Linked DNA regions of Mus musculus: region 1 is linked to region 2. The links are chromatin loops, found by intact Hi-C in ENCODE. Cell type or tissue: heart. All regions are shown on one strand. Links, peaks and the distances in the headings refer to the core of each region. The heading gives the core; the rest is flanking DNA. Region 1 overlaps Ckap5 (cytoskeleton associated protein 5). Region 2 holds the start of Mdk (midkine).

Region 1 (9,950 bases), core at 427-8,426, 320 kb before region 2:
TATGCACAGCATATGCGTATACCTGGTTGATCCCTACAAAATCCAGAAGAGAAAATTAGATTCCTTGGAACTGGAGTTAAAGACAATTGTGAGGTTTCCTTGATAAGGCTGGGAACCAAATTCTAGTCCATTGCAAGAACAGCAAATGCTCTCTTAATAGCAGAGCCAGATATCTCTCCAGCATCTTGTGCTGCTTTCACAAATAGAGTTGTTCTTTTGACTTTAGAGATTTTCAAAAATTTCCACTGAATTAAAAAGCTAGATGCCAACAAAGTATGGAGGTTTATGCCTTTAATCCCAACACTCAGAGGTACAGGCAGATCTGTCTGAGTTCAAGGTCTACATAGTAAGTTCCAGGACAGCCAGGGCTACATAGTGAGGCCCTGACTCAAAAACAAAGAAAGAAAGCTAGATGTAGAAAAGTACATCTAATCTTTGTAAACTAATTGCATCCCTAAAGCCTTGAGAGTAAGTGTACTATAATTATTTTAATAATAATAATAATTAGAAGACTATAATAATATAAATATGAAAGAATGTATGTCTACTGATTAATATAATTTAGAAAAGGAAGGAAAATAATCCTCTCTGAAAATGCAGTGTTTTTTATGATGTGCATATGGAAACATTAAACTTACCCACTACATACTGTGTTTATGAAGTAGGCATACATGAAGAGGAGATAATGAAAGTAAGGCCTACACCAGGAGACACTGTTCACATGTAAACGGTGGCCCAGTGGAGTCATACAGCTTAGCAGTCCTGCTAAAAATGACCTTTACAGAATACCAACATATTAGTGTATAAGAGATAAATATTTTCCTGTAGAACATTTTACCATCACTACAGGAAAAGCACTGGACATGAGAAAATTGAGTTTTTAGTTTAGACAGAGTAAATACTCTGAGCTTTCCAAGCCTCATCTGATGAATGGAGATCTTTTGCTTGTTACTTTTTGTTGTTGAGTTGTCTTTTTAAATTTTGGCAGTACTGTGAATGAAACCCAGGACCTTAAACTAAGTAGGACATGCCCTACCACTGAGCTCTTTATTCATATATATATATATATATATGAATGAATGAAACAGACTATATACATATAGATAAGATTGTTTGTTTGGGGTTTTGTTGCTGCTGCTGTTGTTTTTGTTTGTTTGAAGGCTGGTTCTCACTTTGTAGCCCAGGATATCCTGGAACTTGGCTGTGTAGCCTAAGCTGAACTCAAACTTAAAATCCTCCTGCTCCCTCAGCCTTCAACGTGCTGATCATAGGTATGTTCCACTACTCTTGTTTTTTTTAATTGAAGGTTTAGTAGTAACACAGTCTAAAAGAGAAGTATTCTTTTTTTTTGTTTGTTTGTTTGTTTTTGTTTTGTTTTGTTTTGTTTTGTTTTTCGAGACAGGGTTTCTCTGTATAGCTCTGGCTGTCCTGGAATTCACTTTGTAGACCAGGCTGGCCTCGAACTCAGAAATCCGCCTGCCTCTGCCTCCCAAGTGCTGGGACTAAAGGTGTGTGCCACCACGCCCGGCTAGAAGTATTCTTTTTAATGAATTGAACATTCAAGTGTAGAAATTATTCTCTGAAGTACACAGTAAGGTTCTTAGAATAGAATCTCTAGCTAATTCATTGAATACTATCTTGCTCAGTAATAAATGTGTGTGTGTGTGTGTATATGTATATGTGTGTGTGTGTATATATATATATATATAAATATATATATATATATATATATATAAATATATAAATATATATATATATATATATAAAATGATTGAATTTCTAAATTTAATTAATAATTTGTAAAGTTAATTTTTTTTTTAGGTAAAATAAGTACTTTGCTAATGAATTCTCTTATAGAAATATGTCTTATAGTCTCTTTCTGCCACTTATAAAGCTTGGGAACTACAGCTTGGGATTTTTGTTACCAGATTGATGAGGTCCTGAGGCAGGAAGACAAAGCTGAAGCTATGTCTGGCCACATTGATCAGTTTCTGATAGCAACATTCATGCAGCTAAGACTCATCTACAGCACACACATGGCAGATGAGAAGTTGGACAAGGATGAAATCATCAAGTTGTATAGCTGTATCATTGGCAACATGATTTCGGTAAGACATTTCTGGAGAGTTTCTCTTAGATCTATTATCCCACCCAGGTCCTCAAGCCAGAGTCAGTCTGATGTTCCAGTGAGACCTGTGTCCACTTGGTAGAATTATCCATGAGTCATGGAGCCAGTTGTTGACTTTTTGCATTGAATGTTACCTGTTAGGTGGCTCATCTAACACAGCTGGAATAGAGAAGGAATGGAGAGTAGACAGAACTAGAACCACAGAGAACCTGGGATCGTGTGCTCTGAACTTTGAGATGGGGAGATCTCAGCACCCCAGAAACTCAACATATTTATATAGAATTGAACAGAGAGGCTGGGTTGTTGCATATAGATAAACAAGGAGGTGAGTTATGTTATGTGACTGGATAAAGAACATAGGTTTAACTAATCTCTGTAGGAGCAATCTCTGAAAAGAGTAGCTTTCAGGCCAGTGAACATAGTTGTTGGAGCACTGAGGACACTTCTGTAGATAGATACCACGCACCCCGAGGAAGGCTTTGCTCCTTTCCTCTGTGTCTCACACAGAGAAGGCTTTGCCATTCCCTTAGGGCTGAGGCTAGAGTCCTTGATACAGACCATGTTAGCAGCACACATTTATTCAAGAATTTGTTCACTTGGGGCTTCTTCCACTCCCCATAGTTAGGATATAAAATACAATGCTTAGTTCTTCCTAGTGTACTGCTTCCTACCAGTTTCTTCTACAGGCAAAGCAGGTCCTATTTGGCTTTTCATGGATAATCGGGGATCAAAAATAGAGTAGAAAGGAATTAGGGTTAGGGAAATTAATTAGGGTTGTTTTTTGTTTTTTGTTTTAACATTCTGAGGTTTTAAAAATGTGTTGGTACAAACATGCAATCCCAGCACTTAGAAGTTTAAAGTACTGGCCAGCTGGGCCACAGAGTAAATCTTTGTCAATATATATATAGCTGAATATTGACTAGAATATACCAACTATGTTTTTCTTCTTTGTCTCATATATTGAGTTTTAACCTTCCTAACACAGTTAGAACTGGATAGCTATTTCAGATAGAGAGCTTGGCCCGGGAGGCCTCCACTGGAGTACTGAAAGACCTGATGCATGGACTGATCACCTTAATGCTGGATTCTCGGATTGAAGATCTGGAGGAAGGACAACAGGTGATTCGTTCTGTGAACCTCTTGGTGGTGAAGGTTTTGGAGAAATCAGACCAGACCAATATCCTCAGGTATATTTATACCCTCGTCAGTAAAACTTGGGATAGTCTCTTATTTGTCTACAGATAGAAATCAGGTAGTCAGAGTTGTGAGTGGCTCAGTCAGTAGAGTGCTTGCCTACCATTCAGAGTCCTGAGTCTGCCCCCCACCCCCACCCCACCTGACCTCTAAACCCCCTGGGGCCTCCAGTCTCTTGAGGGTTAGCTGCTTCATCTCTGAATGAACACAGACCCAGCAGTCCTCTACTGTGTGTGTGTTGGGGGCCTTATATCAGCTGGTGTATGCTGTCTGTTTGATGGTCCAGTGTTTGAGAGATCTCTCGGGTCCAGATTAATTGAGACTGCTGGTCCTCCTACAGGATCGCCCTTCTCCTGAGCTTCTTTCAGCCTTCCCTAATTCAACAACAGGGGTCAGCTGCTTCTGTCCTCTGGTTGGATGCAAATATCTGCATCTGACTCTTTCAGCTGCTTGTTGGGTCTTTCAGAGGGCAGTCATGATAGGTCTTTTTTGTGAGCGCTCCATAGCTCAGTAATAGTGTCAGGCCTTGGGACCTCCCCTTGAGCTGGATCCCACTTTGGGCCTGTCACTGGACCTTCTTTTCCTCAGGCTTCTCTCCATTTCCATCCCTGTAATTCTTTCAGACAGAAACGATTATAGGTCAGAGGCGTGACTGTGGGATGGCAACCCCATCCCTCATTTGATGCCCTGTCTTCCTGCTGGAGGTGAGCTCTATAAGATCCGTCTCCCTACTGTCAAGCATTTCATCTAAGGTCCCTCCCTTTGATTCCTGAGAGTCTCTTACCTCCCAGGTCTCTGATGCATTCTGGAGGGTCCCCCCAACCTCTTCTATTTCCTGAGGTTGCCTGTTTCCATTCTTTCTATTAACCCTCAGGACTTCAGTCGTTTTCCCTCACCCCGATTAGATCAGGTTCCCCTCACTCCCCACTTCCCACTTACCCTCCCCATCCACTTTCCCTCCCCATCCACTTTCCCTCCCAGGTCCCTCTCTCCCTCCCCACTTGTGATTGCTTTCTTCTCTCTCCCAAGTGGAACTGAGGTGTCCTCACTTGGGCCCTTCAGCTTATTGACCTTTTTGAGTTCTGTGGACTGTATCTGTATTCTGTACTTTTGTGGGGGATAACATCCACTTATTAGTAAGTACATACCATGCATGTCCTTTTGAGTCTGAGTTATCTCACTCATGATATTTTCTAGTTCTATCCATTTGCCTGCAAAACTCAGGATGACCTCATTCTTAATAGCAAGTAGTATTCCACTGTGTAAGTGAATCACATTTTCTGTGTCCATTGTTCTGTCATGGGACATCTAGGTTGTTTCCAGCTTCTGGCTATCACAAATAAGGCTGCTATGAACATAGTGGAACACGTGCCTCTGTGGCATGGTGGGGCATCTTTTAGGTATATTCCCAAGAGTGGCATTCCTGGGTCTTCAGATAGATCTATTTCCAATTTTCTGAGACATCTCCAGATTGATTTCCAGATTGGTTGTACCAGTTTGCAATCCCACCAGCAGTGGTGGAGTGTTCCTCTTTCTCCATATTCTCTCCAACATGTGTTGTCACCTGAGGTTTTGATCTTAGCCATTCTGACTGGTGTAAGGTGGAATTTCAGGGTTGTTTTGATATGCATTTCTCTGACTTTGAACATTATTTTAGGTGCTTTTCAGCCATTTGAGATTCTTCACTTGTGCGTTTTTGGTTTAGTTCTATACCCCATGTTTTGATTGGGTTGTTTGGTTTTTTTTGGTGATTAACTTCTTGAGTTCTTTATATATTTTGGATATTAGCCCTCTATCAGATGTGGGATTAGTGAAAAAAAAAAAAAGAAAACAATAGCAAAGTTTACCAATTTTCAAATAACAAAGTCTTTTTTTTAAGGTTTATTTATTTTATGTATATGAGTACACTGTTGCTGTTCTCAGACATACCAGAAGAGGGCATAATATCTTATTACAGATGGTTCTGAGCCACCATGTAGTTGCTGGGAATTAAACTCAGGACCTCTGTAAAAGCCATCAGTGAGTGCTCTTAACTGCTGAGCCATCTCTCCAGCCCAAATAGCAAAATCTTTTTTTATTATTTTTTATTTTTTACTTTTTTATTAGATATTTTCTTCATTTACATTTCAAATGCTATCCTGAAAGTCCCCTATACCCCCCCCCCCCGCACTGCCCCCCAACCCACTCACTCCTGCTTCCTGGCCCTGGCATTCCCCTGTACTGGGGCATATAATCTTAGCAAGACCAAGGGCCTCTCCTCCCATTGATGTCCTACTAGGCCATCCTCTGCTACATATGCAACTAGAGATACAAGCTCTGGGGGTTACTGGTTAGTTCATATTGTTGTTCCTCCTATAGGGTTGCAGACCCCTTTAGCTCCTTGGATACTTTTTCTGGCCCCTTCATTGGGGGCCCTGTGTTCATCCAATAGATGACTGTGAGCATCCACTTCTGTATTTGCTAGACACTGGCATAGCCTCACAAGAGATAGCTATACCAGGGTCCTGTCAGCAAAATCTTGCTGGCATATGCAATAGTGTCTGGGTTTGGTGGTTGTTTATGGGATGGTTCCCCAGATGGGACAGTCTCTGGATGGTCCTTTCTTATGTCTCAGCTCCGAACTTTGTCTCTGTAACTCCTTCCATGGGTATTTTATTCTCCATTTTAAGAAGAAGCGAAGTATCCACACTTTAGTCTTTGCAATGTGTGCTTTGAGCTTTACTATAGTTTCTTTAATGAATGTGGATGACCTTGCATTTGGAGCATAGATATTCAGAATTGTGAGTTCATCTTGGAAGATTTTACTTTTGATGAGTATGAAGTATCCCTCTCTGTCTTTTTTGATAACTTTGGTTTGGAAGTTGATTTTATTCGATATTAGAATGGCTATTCCAGCTTGTTTCTTCGGACCATTTGCTTGGAAAATTGTTTTACAGCCTTTTACTCTGAGGTAGTGTCTGTCTTTGTCCATGAGGTGAGTTTCCAAAATGTTGGGTCCTGTTTATGCAGCCAGTCTGTTAGTCTATGACTTTTTATTGGGGAATTGAGTCCATTGATATTCAGAGATATTAAGGAAAATTGTTGCTTCCTGTTATTTTTGTTGTTAGAGTTGGGATTCTGTTCTTATGGCGGTCTTCTTTAAGGTTTGTTGAAGGATTACTTTCTTGCTTTCTTTCTAGGGCATAATTTCCCTCCTTGTGTTGGAGTTTTCACTTTATTATCCTTTGAAGGGTTAGATTCGTGGAAAGATACTGTATGAATTTGGCTTTGTCATGGAATACTTTGGTTTCTCCATCTATGGTAATTGAGAGTTTGGCTGGGTATAGTAGTCTGGGCTGGAATTTGTGTTCTCTTAGTGTCTGTATAACATCTGTCCAGGATCTTCTGGCTTTCATAGTCTCTGGTGAGAAGTCTGGTGTAATTCTGATAGGTCTGCCTTTTATGTTACTTGACCTTTTTCCCTTACTGCTTTTAATATTCTATCTTTATTTAGTGCATTTGCTGTTCTGATTATTATGTGTCGGGAGGAATTTCTTTTCTGGTCAATCTATTTGTAGTTCTGTAGGCTTCTTGTATGTTCATGGGCATCTCTTTAGGTTAGGGAAGTTTTCTTCTATAATTTTGTTGAAGATATTTACTGGCCCTTTAAGTTGCAAATCTTCATTCTCATCTACTCCTATTATCCTTAGGTTTGGTCTTCTCATTGTGTCCTGGATTTCCTGAATGTTTTGAGTTAGGATCTTTTTGCATTTTGCATTTTCTTTGATTGTTGTGTCTATGTTCCCTATGGAATCTTCCATACCTGAGATTCTCTCTTCCATTTCTTGTATTCTGTTGCTGATGCTTGCATCTATGGTTCCTGATTTCTTTCCTAGGGTTTCTATCTCCAGAGTTGTCTCCTTTAGATGTTCTAGCTGTCTCTGGGTTTTCTTTATTGTTTCTACTTCCATTTTTAGATCTTGGATGGTTTTGTTCAATTCCATCACCTGTTTGGTTGTGTTTTCCTGTAATTCTTTAAGGGATTTCTATGCTTCATCTTTAAGTACTTCTTCCTGTTTAGCAGTGTTCTCCTTTATTTCTTTTTTTTTCTTGTTTTGTTTTGTTTTGTTTTGTTTTTCGAGACAGGGTTTCTCTGTGTAGCCCTGGCTGTCCTGGAACTCACTCTGTAGACCAGGCTGGCCTCGAACTCAGAAATCCGCCTGCCTCTGCCTCTGCCTCCCGAGTGCTGGGATTAAAGGCGTGCGCCACCATGCCCGGCTTCTCCTTTATTTCTTTAAGTGAGTTATTAATGCCCTTCTTAAAATCTTCTACCAGCCTCATGAGATATGATTTTAAATCTGAATCTTGTTTTTCGGGTGTGTTGGCGTATCCAGGACAAGCTGTGGTAGACGTACTGGGTTCTGATGATGCCAAGTGGTCTTGATTTCTGTTAGTTAAGATTCTTATGTTTGCCTTTCACCATCTGGTAATCACTGGTGTTAGATGTTCTAGCTGTCTCTGGCTAGAGCTTGTTCCTCCTGTGATTCTGTTAGCCTCTGTCAGCATTCCTGGGAGTCCAACTCTCTCCTGAGTCCCAGGGGTCAGAGCACTGTCTGCAGGCAAGCTCTCTTCTGGCAGGGAAGGTGCACAGCTCCGCCTTCTGGCTTAAGATGAAGACCTGAAGGGACCCTGTCCAAGAAGCTCTGTTGCTTCTGTGGCCTGCACACTCTCCTGCAGGGACTGGTCTTTGAGAGACCTGGGATACAAGATGGCCTTTTTTTTTTTTTAAAGATTTATTTATTTATTTAATGTATGTGTGTATACCATTGTTCTCTTCAGACACACCAGAAGAGGGCATCAGATCCCATTACAGGTGTTTGTGAGCCACCATGTAGTTGCTGGGAGTTGAACTCGGGATCTCTGGAAGAGCAGTCAGTTCTCTTAACCACTGAGCCATCTCTCCAGCCACTAAATAATAAAAAATATTAATGATTGATCTCATTTTTAGTAATTATGATGATCTGTGAATTACTTATTAGGTGGATAGAGAATATTCACACTTCAGTTACTGATTTTTAAGAATGAAGGTTTAAAATTTATTAATGCTTTTTGTTTTTCCAGTGCCCTGCTTGTTTTACTTCAGGACAGCCTGCTAGCAACAGCTAGTTCTCCCAAATTCTCAGAGCTTGTTATGAAGGTAAAGTTGAAATGATTTCATCTCTTTTCTTTCAAAGATATAATCACTTTTTTTTCTGAGGAGGTGGGGGTGTGGTTCAAGATAGGGTTTCTCTGTGTGGTCTTGGCTATCCTGGAACTCAATCTATAGACCATGTAGCCTCAAGTTCAGAGAGCCATGTGCCTCTGCCTCCAGAGTGCTGGGATTAAAGGTGTGTGCCACCACCACCCAGCTGTAATCACTTTTTAAAAATGTAGACGAAAAGAAATTTGAATTATGATATTGATCAAATCAACCAAGTATAGACAAAAAATACAGTTGGTAAGCCAGGCATGGTAACAGTTGTAATTCCAGAAAACAAGAGGTTAAGGAAGGCTGGGCAGTGGTGGCGCACGCCTTTAATCCCAGCACTTGGGAAACAGAGGCAAGTGGATTTCTGAGTTCGAGGCCGGCCTGGTCCTCAGAGTGAGTTCCAAGACAGCCAGGGGAACACAGAGAAACCCTGTCTCAAACAGACAAAAAAAAGAGGCTAAGGAAGGAGGATAGGAGTCAAAACCAGCCTAAGATACCTAATTTAGTGTTACTGAAACAGTGAGGCTGTCTCAAAAATATGTATATATAACTGGACTTTTATTTTCCTTTATTTCAACTTATCACTAAATTCAAGTCTAACATTTTTTATATCAGTCTTCATGCTGTGATGTATCTCTTCATCCTAATATCTAGGAGGCAGAGACTTGGTTGGCCTTGAACTCAGAGATCCACCTGCCTCTGCTTCCTAGTGCTGGAATTAAAGATGCACACCACTAAGCCTGGATTCTCCTAAAAATCTTTGCAAACATGAAAAGCAAGCTACCACAGTGGCTTATTAATTATACCTGTAACCCCAGCACTTGTGAAACAAAAGAAGCAGCCTCTTGTACATAGTCCAGTTAGATCATGGCCAGCCAAACCAGAAGGCAAGAAGTCTGATAAGGGATTTTCAATATGAGCACGAGGTATATACAGGCTTATAATGTTTAGTCTTTCGTAGAACTCTCCAAATGAACATAAGTACAACATTATAGTACTGGTGCTATAGTGGTATAGGATACTTGGCATCCTTAGGTTAGATTTGGTTAAACAATCTAGACTATTCTATACTCAGGTCCTAAGGAAACTAAGACAGAATTTGAACGTGTTTTGGTTTGGTTTTTTTTTTTTTTTTTTCCTCCAATATTTAAAACGTCCTTGTCTCAGGGGTTGGGAGTGAAAACTGGAGAGTTGAGATGGATGGTCACAGGGTTGATTTGTCACACTTCAGGGAGGGACATAGTTGAAGAGATTCATATCTTTAAGGTTTAGCAGCCAAACTTGAAGGATGTGACCAACATTTATATCTTACATACCTGTAATCACAGCATTTAGAAGGCTGAGTCAGGAGAGTTAAGGTTGAGGTCAGTCTCCATAACATAGTCTTGAGGCCTAGGGAAA
Region 2 (9,950 bases), core at 845-8,844:
CTCAATAAACAAGAGAGATTGTATTTTTCCTAGCTCACACATCTTGCCCCCCACCTCCCCACCTTCATCTTCTTATCCTGCTGGCTGCTGGCTGTGCTCTGGTCCTGAGAGACTAAAGTGAAGGTTTCCTTGGTGCATGCTAATGGCTCCCCTACTGCCTCGTCCCTGTCCCTGCCAGTGGGTATTTGGGGTGGGGTGAGGTAGGGAGAACAGCCTCTATGCTTGATGCTACCCTCCAAGCATCTGATGCTTAAGGCCCCATTTTGGAGCTGAATACCACTGTGGAGTCCCTTGAAAGAACTGATCTGTCTTTTGCCCTTGACTCCTTGGGTGACCTTGGAGTGTCACTACCCCACTTCCTCCTGTCTTCCTTTGACCAGTGGATTTAACTTTGAAGCCAGAAGGCAATCTCTTGTATCTCTTGTGTTGGAGCTGGAGAGCTTGGCCCAAGCTTGGCTGGTGCCATTTCCAGTTGGAGAGCAAGCTGAGGTGCTAAGGGGGTCCCCTGGCTGTTCAAAGGCCATAGTGGGACAAGATCCTCTATTTTGTAAATGACAGAACTAGTTCTCAGAGGGCAAATGGTTCTCCTCGGACTGTACAGCTAGACCTTGCTGGCCTACTATTGAACCCAAGCTGCAGACTTGGCGCCTGTTCCTCCACAGCTGGCTGCTGCACCCTCTCTTCCTCTTACACACACACACAGGCTCGCATGCACGCGCGTGCACGCACACACACACAGATGCACACACAGACGCACAGGACTGCGTATACGACCTGCGTGTGGCTGAGATGGTGCCTTTGTGCGTATGTGGAATGCTTGTGTGTTGGCGGGTGTGAAGGAGGCTGGGCTGAGCGGCTGCCCTGGCACAGCGTGCTGGGCGTGGGCCTCCCTCACATGTATGGAAGAGGAAGGGGAGGAGGAGAGATGAAGGGAGCCTGGTGGGAGGGAAGGCAAACTCTGGGGAGGGGCTCTGTAGGACTTTAGCTGGGTCATCCTCTGTGTGGGATGTGAACTCTTAGGCTGGCTCCGGGGTAATTCCCTCATCTTTTGGCTCCACGAGGGAGCTTGTCCTTAGTTCTTGGGAAATCAAATAGACCCTTCTTCAGCTGCTGTGTCTTTCAGGCTTCTGATTTCTTTGCTGGGGATCTAACAGCCCCCACTCTGTCCATTCTTCACCCCTGGGACTGGGCTGGGCAGGCGAAGCTGAACTTCCTGCGTCATCTCTCTAGTCCCTTTCCTATTCTTCCTCTTCCAGGTGTCCCAGCTCCCACCTCACCTCCTCTGGTCGCTAGCGTGACCTCCCTAGCCCTTAGAACCATCAGGTCCTGTGTCTTTCTTGACTGCTCTCCTTGCTCCCAAATGCACTGGAGCAGCCACAGGATGTCAAGGAAATGTGGAACCTTATTTAACACCTCTGAGCCTGTTTCCTCAATATCTGCCTTCGGTTGTGAGGAAACACAGAGTGCAGGAACTCAGTAGACAATCTATGCTGGCTGCGATGATGATGATGGTGGTGGTGGTGGTGATGATGACGACGACAGTGTAGGAATGGGAGAACAAATCTCCCTTGGCCACGATTGGTTAAGAAATGTCCACGTGGCTGGACATGGTGGAGCATACCTGCAGTTCTGGTCCTCTAGAGGCAGAGGCAGGCAGATCAAGGCCTGTGACTTTGAGGTCAGCCAGGTCTACACAGTAAGACCTTCTTTCAAAAACAAACAAACAAAAAAATTAAAGGAAGAAGAAGAAAGAAAAGAGATGAGCAAGTGGGGCTGCAGATGTAGCTCAGCGGTACACGTGTGTGGCACATGTCTGCCATGTGTATAGCTTTGTCTACAACCTTCAGTAACCAAAAAACAGGGGTTGGGAAGTGACAGGCCTGAGTGGGCAAACAACTAGACATTTGGCCCCGCTGCCTGCTTCAAGTCCTTGGGGCCATTTCCTCATGCCCCTTGCTTTCCTGAGCTCTGTCTCTGGGCCTTTGCCGTATCTCCTTGCCTTCCTTCCCACCAGCTTTCCTCCTTGCCCTCATCTGCGTCATCTTCAGGGTGAGGCCGGTGATCAGCCAGCAAGCACCAAGTTCTCTCCCGTCTTCTCTCTCAGCCTTCCCTTCACCATCTTCTTTCTAGCAGTGTCCCCCTCCCCCGCCATGTGTTTCTGTTTCCCCCCAAAACTAGATGATCCATTCTGAGATGGGGACCATGTGTGTTCATTCACTTTTATAACCTCAGCCCTGAGCTGATTACAGTACTTGCCTGAGGAAGCTTCCAGTAAACGGTAGAGGACTGAGAACTCAGGAATGGTTGGCACAGGGAGCCCTGACATTTTCCTGGATAAAGTTCCTCCAGCCACAGTTTGTGACTCCTCCCCCCCTCCCCCCTCCCCCATCCTCTTCCACCATTCACTTCTGTGCTGTCTCCTTCCTCCTCCAGCCACTGCCCACCTGTCTCCAGTTGGGTTCAGCATGGCGAACTTCACACCTGTCAATGGCAGCTCAGCCAATCAGTCTGTGCGCCTGGTCACAACAGCCCACAACCACCTGGAGACAGTGGAGATGGTGTTCATTGCGACAGTGACTGGTTCCCTGAGCCTGGTGACTGTGGTGGGTAACATCCTGGTGATGCTGTCCATCAAGGTCAACAGGCAGTTGCAGACAGTCAACAACTACTTCCTGTTCAGCCTGGCGTGTGCAGATCTCATCATAGGGGCGTTCTCTATGAACCTTTACACCTTATACATCATCAAGGGCTACTGGCCCCTGGGTGCCGTGGTCTGTGACCTGTGGCTGGCCCTGGACTATGTGGTGAGCAATGCCTCTGTCATGAACCTTCTCATCATCAGCTTTGACCGCTATTTCTGCGTCACCAAGCCCCTCACCTATCCAGCCCGCCGCACTACTAAGATGGCAGGCCTCATGATTGCAGCCGCCTGGGTCTTGTCCTTTGTACTCTGGGCCCCTGCCATCTTGTTCTGGCAGTTTGTGGTGGGCAAGAGGACAGTGCCTGATAACCAGTGCTTCATCCAGTTCTTGTCCAACCCGGCGGTGACCTTCGGCACAGCCATTGCTGCCTTCTACCTGCCTGTGGTCATCATGACGGTGCTGTATATTCATATCTCGCTGGCCAGCCGCAGCCGTGTTCACAAGCATCGACCCGAGGGCCCCAAGGAGAAGAAGGCCAAGACTCTGGCTTTCCTCAAGAGCCCTCTGATGAAGCCGAGCATTAAGAAACCTCCACCAGGGGGCGCTTCTCGAGAGGAACTGCGCAACGGGAAGCTAGAAGAGGCTCCTCCGCCAGCCCTGCCCCCGCCTCCACGCCCAGTGGCTGACAAGGACACTTCCAATGAGTCCAGCTCAGGCAGTGCCACCCAGAACACCAAGGAACGGCCACCCACAGAGCTGTCCACCACAGAGGCCGCCACCACACCAGCGCTGCCCGCTCCTACCCTGCAGCCACGAACCCTCAACCCAGCCTCCAAGTGGTCCAAGATCCAAATTGTGACAAAGCAGACAGGCAGTGAATGTGTGACTGCCATCGAGATCGTACCTGCCACGCCAGCTGGTATGCGCCCAGCAGCCAATGTGGCCCGAAAGTTTGCCAGCATCGCTCGTAACCAGGTGCGCAAGAAGCGGCAGATGGCGGCCCGGGAGCGCAAAGTGACTCGGACAATCTTTGCCATTCTGCTGGCCTTCATCCTCACCTGGACACCCTACAATGTCATGGTCCTGGTGAACACCTTTTGCCAGAGCTGTATCCCCGAAAGGGTGTGGTCCATCGGCTACTGGCTCTGCTACGTCAACAGCACGATCAACCCTGCCTGCTATGCACTCTGCAATGCCACTTTCAAAAAGACCTTCCGGCACCTTTTGCTGTGCCAGTATCGGAACATCGGCACAGCCAGGTAGACGGGCAGGTGCCTTAGGAGGTGCTGGTGTCAAGAGTGTGTACCGGGGAACCACATGGCTCACCGGCTGTGGAGGAGAGAGTAGGCGGCCCCACTCTGAGTTCGCATCTGCTGAAGAGAACAGGTCTCCCAGACACCGTGAGGTACAAGAGGCTCTTCGCTGGGATGGGAGAGCAGATCTCTACTGAAGCCTAGGAGGCTCGGCCCAGGGACGGTCTGAACTGGCACCACCTGGCCCATATCTTTTACCTTGCCTCAGGAAGATGGGGGACGATGGCTGGAGTGGGCAGTGGCTCTATCAAGGCCAACCATCGGTGGAGGTGGATGAATAGAGCAGAACTTGGGAGCATCTTGAGAGGAGCAAAAGGAGCCAGGCTTGCAAGGGTGGGGTCCCCCGTTATGCTGTAATCGGTGCTTTCCGCCTTCCTGCGCCCTCCTCTCCCTTGCATGTAGGCTCAGCCCTTCCCCTGCCCCCAAGTCCCACTCCAAGGTGAGGGACTTCCCTGCCACTGTTGCTCAGCCAGGCTCTGGATGGGAAGCCAAGCCCTTTGGCACTCCCCTGGCCAGCAGTCATCTGGACAGGGCAACTGGGAGGCCATGCTAAGCCGAGATACAGACTCCAGGGGACTGAATCAATTAATGGTGGATCTTATTGTCAAATTGTCAAGAACCCCCCCCCCCAGGTCACACATCAAATGAACAGCAGTGGGCAGTGTTCCTCTCTACCTCTGAGCGGAGGGAGGTATGGGTCCAAGGAGGGAAAGGTGATGGTGGGGAACTTGGTGATCCATACAGCCCACAGTGGCGAATGACACAAGCAAGCACCCTCATGGATCCCCAATGAGAAAATTCCAGACTTGCAGTAGCCTGGACCAGAAACTCTTGATGAGCTGGGACAGAGTTCAAGTGAGTCACCTAGGTCCCCTTCCCTAACCCCAGCCCTGTGGGTCCCTGGGAGACTTTTTTTTTTTTTTTTTTTTTTTTTGTAAATGTTCTGCTCTTTTTCCACGAGCTGTAGGGAGCACTTCCTTCATAGCCCTCAGCTCCCCTCAGTCCATCTTTCCCCATCTTCCCACCTCCGACAGAGCTCCATGGCAAACTGGGAAGGGGCTTTTATATATTAAAAAAGAAGCTTTTATTGGAAAAAAGTGAGTTTATTTTATTCATTTCTTAATAACAAGTATCAGGGTGGGGAGAACAAAAGAGGGTATGGGGAGGCTCACTTTCCAGAATCTCTTGTCCCTCCCCACTTTGGGCACTTGGTGTGGGCGTGAGAGGACAGGCGTGATTGACAGAGCTGACAGGAAGACAAAAGGCACTGGTGGGTTATATCTTGGGCCTGTGGGAGAGGAGGGCTCCGTTCAGGCTCCAGGCGAGGCCGGAGGCTCTCTGGCCTCCTGACTTAGTCCTTTCCTTTTCCTTTCTTGGCTGGAAAACAATAACGGAGATGCATTAGTGCGGTGGGTGACCTAGCTCGGACTCACCAGACAACGCAGACATGTCCATCAAGGAGAGAAAATCCTGCCCCCTAGTGGTGACTGACCAGTTCACCTGGAAGTGGTGGGAAAGGGCAGCCATGTGATATGAAACCTTTCTTTATTCGTTCAACTTTTTAACCCTCGCGCCCCCCCCCCCCCTTTAAAGACAGACTCTCAAGTCTCTCAGTCTGTAACCTTGAACTCAAGGCAGTGTTACTGCCTCAGTCCTGAAGTGCCGCTTTTTACAGGCACGAGCTACCAAGCCTGACTTTCAACTTTCTATTTTCATCTAGGATCAGAGTACTCCAAGTTCCTCACCGGGGAAATGGGCAGAGTCACCTCTGCCCTGCTGGCCTCAATAGCTGTTGGGAGTCAGGTAGCAGCATGTACCTTTGGGACAGCCTTTCCATAGTTTTAAGCGCAGAGTTAACTCCTCCCTGATCCCACCCCACCTTCCTCAGTTGACAAAGACAAGCCTTTCCCAGGAACCCAGGTCGGATGATCCAACAGAAAGAGTAGTTCCTACTTGGGCAGAGGGTTTAGCATCTCCTGAGAGTGGCCCTCAAGTGCCTGCCCATTCCTAACTTTAAGACTGCTCTGCAGAGACAGAGCATGGAGTAGCCTGGCCCACAACCCCACCATATTCGCTGACCTTTGGTCTTTGACTTGGTCTTGGAGGTGCAGGGCTTAGTCACGCGGATGGTCTCCTGGCACTGGGCATTGTACCGCGCCTTCTTCAGGGTCCCTTGGCGGGCTTTGGTGCCAGTGCTCCCATCACACGCCCCCCAGCTCTCAAACTTGTATTTGCAGTCGGCTGATGGGAGAGTGGCCCCACGGTGAGAGACAGGAGGGTTGTGGATGTCCTCCCTGCCTCCGGTTTATAAGGACATACCCTCTGGCTTCCCGCCCTCCTCCCGCGCGCCACCTCACCTCCAAATTCCTTCTTCCAGTTGCAGGGCACCTTGCAATGGACGCGCTGGGTCTGGGCCCCACAGGTACCCTCGCGGAAGCCCATGCCGCAGTCCTTGCTGCTGGGGGTGCAGGGCCCCCAGGTCCACTCCGAACACTCGCTGCCCTTCTTCACCTTCTCTACAGGGCGCAAGGAACAAAGTTAAGGACATGGCGTGCCGGACCAGCACTTGGTCACACGGCCTGCCTCACCTGCCCACCCCAGCTTTTACTCCTGAGCCCATCCTATCCCATCACCTTTTTTTTTGGCCACCGCGGACGTGACCACCAAGAGGGCAAGAAGGGCGAGAAGGAAGAAGCCTCGGTGCTGCATCCTAGGGGTAAAACCTGGGTTAGAGTTTCTCGCCTAGTCTCTTCTCCGCTAGGAACCGCGGGAAGGACCTCCCACCCTTGACTGACTTGTCCCACTTTCCAGGCCCAAAACGTCGGACCGACAAGGGGGAGACGGAGGGAGGACTTGGAACCGATGTCTCAGCGTACCCCCACCCCCACCTCAGCCCCCTTGGTGGCAGAGCAGCCGCCTGAAGGGACTGGGGCCACAGCCACTGCGTGCGCTCACTCGCTCACTGCTCGATGCTTCGCTCCCTCCCGCTCCGGCCTGTCCCGCTAAGGCCGCTAAGGCCCCTTTTGTCTCCAGAACCGGTCTGAGCCGGTCACATGGGCCCCCGCCCCTCCCCCCATCCCGTGGAAGGACCCGCCCCCTCCCCCCAAACCCGCACCTCCCCAGACCCCCCTAGTCCCCGCCTCCACTCCCGCCCCTCGCCGAGCCGGGACTCCCGCGTCTGTGCCTCTCACCTCTGATCTCTGGGTCTCTGGTCCTGGAGTTCGGTTTTACCAGTGCGCTTCTGGCTCAGGTCCCCTCGTAGCAGGCCCAGCTCTCTATCCCCTCCCCTTCCCCTGGTCTAGGCCTGTCTATACTTTTCCCTCTCGCAGCCTGTCAGCTCTCAGGTCACCACTTCGCTTGCCCACCGCGGGCCCCGGGAGTATGTCCTGGTGTCACAGGCTCGGGGCGGCCACCGCACCCGCGAACCTTCCCTTCGAGGCCCGGCTCACCTCCGGCTTGGTTTTTTTTTTTTTTTTTTTTTTTTAATCAGTTCACTCAGAGTGCAAGAAGGGTCTCTGATGTGGCAGGGAGCTGGGTACCTGGGACCTCAGATGGCTCCGGGTGAGCAAGGCTCGAGAGCCTTTTTCTAGTGCAGGTTTGGGGGAGGAGGAGGAGGGAAGGGCGTTGGGGGGGATGGGGAAGCACATAGAAATGAGTTTGGTAAATCTTGTCGCTGACAAGAGCTGTCTGAGAAGTTCCAGACCGGGCTTCCCCCGGAGGTGATAACCGCCCACCCCTGACCCTGGGGCCTCAGGCTCACCTCAAGCAGATCCCCCCCCCCCCCCCCAGTACAAGCCAGGGGGAGGGGACTGCTCCAGGGCACAGGGCCAAAAGACCAAAGAACCCAAGCCTGGCCCCCGCCCCACCTCTTTTACTTTCATTGTTATCATCCCTGCAGGAGCGGGAAAATCAGCTCCGCCCCAGGCGCTGTGAGCCTAAGGCCCTAGGCAGAGGTCAGGATCGGGGCAGACCCATCTCCCGAAGTGATCTGAGATGTTGGTGGCCATTTCCCCGACCCCAAGGATTACCCAGCACACACCATTGCTCATGTGAGTCCCCCACAACAAGAAAAAAAGAAAACAAGAAAGGAAAAAAAATTCACTTTACTGAGTCACACCCAGCTGTAAACAAGTCACCGTGGGAGCCCCACCCCCCACCCCAGGCCATACAGTCCGAAATGAAATGGCTGGATACATGAGGAGGAAGACCAGGGTAGGTGCCAAGCAGGGCAGCGGGCAAGTGAATACAGCAGGCTCTTGAGTTTCTGGGATGCCCAGGGTGGGTGGATCAGAGAGGAGGGTTAGGTACCCAGAACCCTCCAGAGAGCCCAAAGGATCAGGTGGCTTTTGAAAGTCCTGCTGAGTGCAGGCCTCCCTGACATCGATGCTGAGCTCTGTCCAGCCCTTCCATCTGCTGTGGTGAGCTGGAGGCTGCCCTGAAGGGAGGGAACCAGCCAGCCCAGCCTGTTTCCTGTTCCCCATGAAACCAGGGACAGGTGAGAGTCCAGCTCCTTAGAGTCCAGCCCTAGATCTGAACAGCTTCTCAGGGGGTGGCACGGGGCTCCTTCCCTGTGGCAGGGTCCCCCCATAGCCATCTGACAGGAATGTGGCAGTGAGATGGGCAAGGAGAGTCCTCTGGTAGTGTCCCTTGTTGATCCATGGTCCCCTTAACTACACAGCTGTCTCCTGGTCCTCACGCTGGATCATCTGGTAATGCTGTCTGTTCTCCAGGTAGGCAGCGAGCTCTGTGTCTTGAGCCTTCTCAGCGCGCTGCCGGGGAGTGTCGCCCTGGAAAAGGGTGGAAGGGCCCCCAAGGCCTTAGGAAAGGGCAGGGGTTCTTCTACGGAGCCAGAGGGGGAGGGTATCCTCAGAGGTCACAAGCTTTCCCCCTGCTGGCTCAGGTTTCTCAGGGCCTGGACTGTGTTGGCTCAGAAGAGCTTGAAATTCCCTAGCCCTGCCCCCAAGTCTGGGAAAGGGTGAGTTTGTGCTCTGCCAGGCAACTCACCTGCAGATCTGTCTTCATGAGGGAGGCCCCGGCTTCCACAATGTAGTGGCAGATGGTGCGCTGACCCAGGGCGGCTGCCTGGTGTAGACAGGTCTCCCCACTGGGGAACAGGGGCTGGTTGTAGACACTTGCAGTTCTCTAGGCCTGCCCAGCAGTCTCCCAACAGCCATTAGAAAGGGCAGGAGTTTGGCAAGAGGGGGAAGGGTGCTCAGTGCTAGCCACAAAGGGTTCTTGGGCTCTGGGTGACCAAATGGTTAGACCTGAAGGAAGGTGGTTTTCTGGTGAACCAGGGGCCTGTGTCTCAGATACTCACTTCTCCTCCACAGCATCAAGGATCTCTGGAGGTGCTGCAGATAAAAGGAAAGGGGATGCTAAGAGCCTGGCTCCCCCTTTCTCCCTCCCAGCCCCAGCAACGCAGCTTACCATGATCCAGCAGATAGCGGACCACTTCCTTACTGCCAGTGCTGACCGCGTGGTGCAAGAGCGTGCGGCTCTTCTGGTCACGGTGCATGAGGTCACCTCCTGCTCGGTGTAGCTCCTGGAGCTAAGGGCAGTGGGCAGGGTAGAGCAGGGCTGGATCACCCACCCTTCACAGGCATGGACCCAGGCACAGGCTCACTTAAGTTACTCCTTAGGCACTTCTGAGGCTTTGGTTTTTTGGTCTTTTTCTGTAGTCTTGACTGTCCTCAACTAGGTAGACAAGGTTAGCCTCAAACTCACAGGGACCCTACTGCTTCTGCCTCCTAAGTGCTGGATTAAACGTGTGCGCCCCCACACCTGGCTTCTGAGGGTGTTTTTGGAGTCATTAGAGGCATAAGTCTTGTCATCCTATGAATGAGGGACTCCCCCAAATGCACAGCCAACCAAGCCAGAGAGCCCATAGTTCCTTTAAGACCGACCCCCTTCCAAGTACAAGGGACAGGGGACAGGCAAACTGTATTAAGTAGTCCCTAGTCGGAAGCCACCTAGACAGGGCAGCACCATAGAGGAC

The links. A loop is a pair of places that touch in the nucleus more often than their neighbours do. Peaks named below come from ENCODE experiments on the same cell type or tissue, not always from the same donor. Only the 100,000 strongest peaks of a DNase experiment are listed, where the experiment ranks them.
Region 1: it touches region 2 in a loop (2.5-fold over the local background); 4 of 42 quality-filtered maps call a loop at or near these places.

The regions. Positions count from the first base shown.
Region 1 is chr2:91,604,318-91,614,267 of GRCm38, forward strand. Ckap5 (cytoskeleton associated protein 5) reads left to right here. Exons shown (of 44, transcript NM_001165989.2): 36 at 1,929-2,108; 37 at 3,128-3,315; 38 at 8,423-8,498. It also overlaps a transcript of F2 not described here. Among named protein-coding and RNA genes, the nearest start is that of Snord67, 13 kb to the left of the region's middle. In heart, for the core only: a CTCF peak has its summit at 5,235 (motif pointing right); no DNase peak of the experiment used is centred there.
Region 2 is chr2:91,924,784-91,934,733 of GRCm38, forward strand. Chrm4 (cholinergic receptor, muscarinic 4) reads left to right here. Exons shown (of 2, transcript NM_007699.2): 2 at 2,434-5,046. The coding sequence starts at 2,466. The coding sequence ends at 3,905. Mdk (midkine) reads right to left here and starts at 7,076. Exons shown (of 5, transcript NM_001012336.2): 1 at 6,911-7,076; 2 at 6,589-6,665; 3 at 6,313-6,471; 4 at 6,035-6,196; 5 at 5,022-5,332. The coding sequence starts at 6,664. The coding sequence ends at 5,307. Dgkz (diacylglycerol kinase zeta) reads right to left here. Exons shown (of 32, transcript NM_001166597.1): 29 at 9,383-9,503; 30 at 9,273-9,306; 31 at 8,960-9,059; 32 at 8,044-8,742. The coding sequence ends at 8,626. It overlaps Gm39876 (a long non-coding RNA gene), which reads left to right and starts at 7,434. Exons shown (of 2, transcript XR_866530.3): 1 at 7,434-7,516; 2 at 7,854-9,733. In heart, for the core only: CTCF peaks have their summits at 3,236 (motif pointing right), 5,434 (motif pointing left) and 5,654; DNase peaks (open chromatin) are centred at 3,268, 6,228, 6,980 and 7,826; H3K4me3 peaks cover 4,604 bases; H3K27ac peaks cover 4,737 bases; H3K27me3 peaks cover 1,667 bases.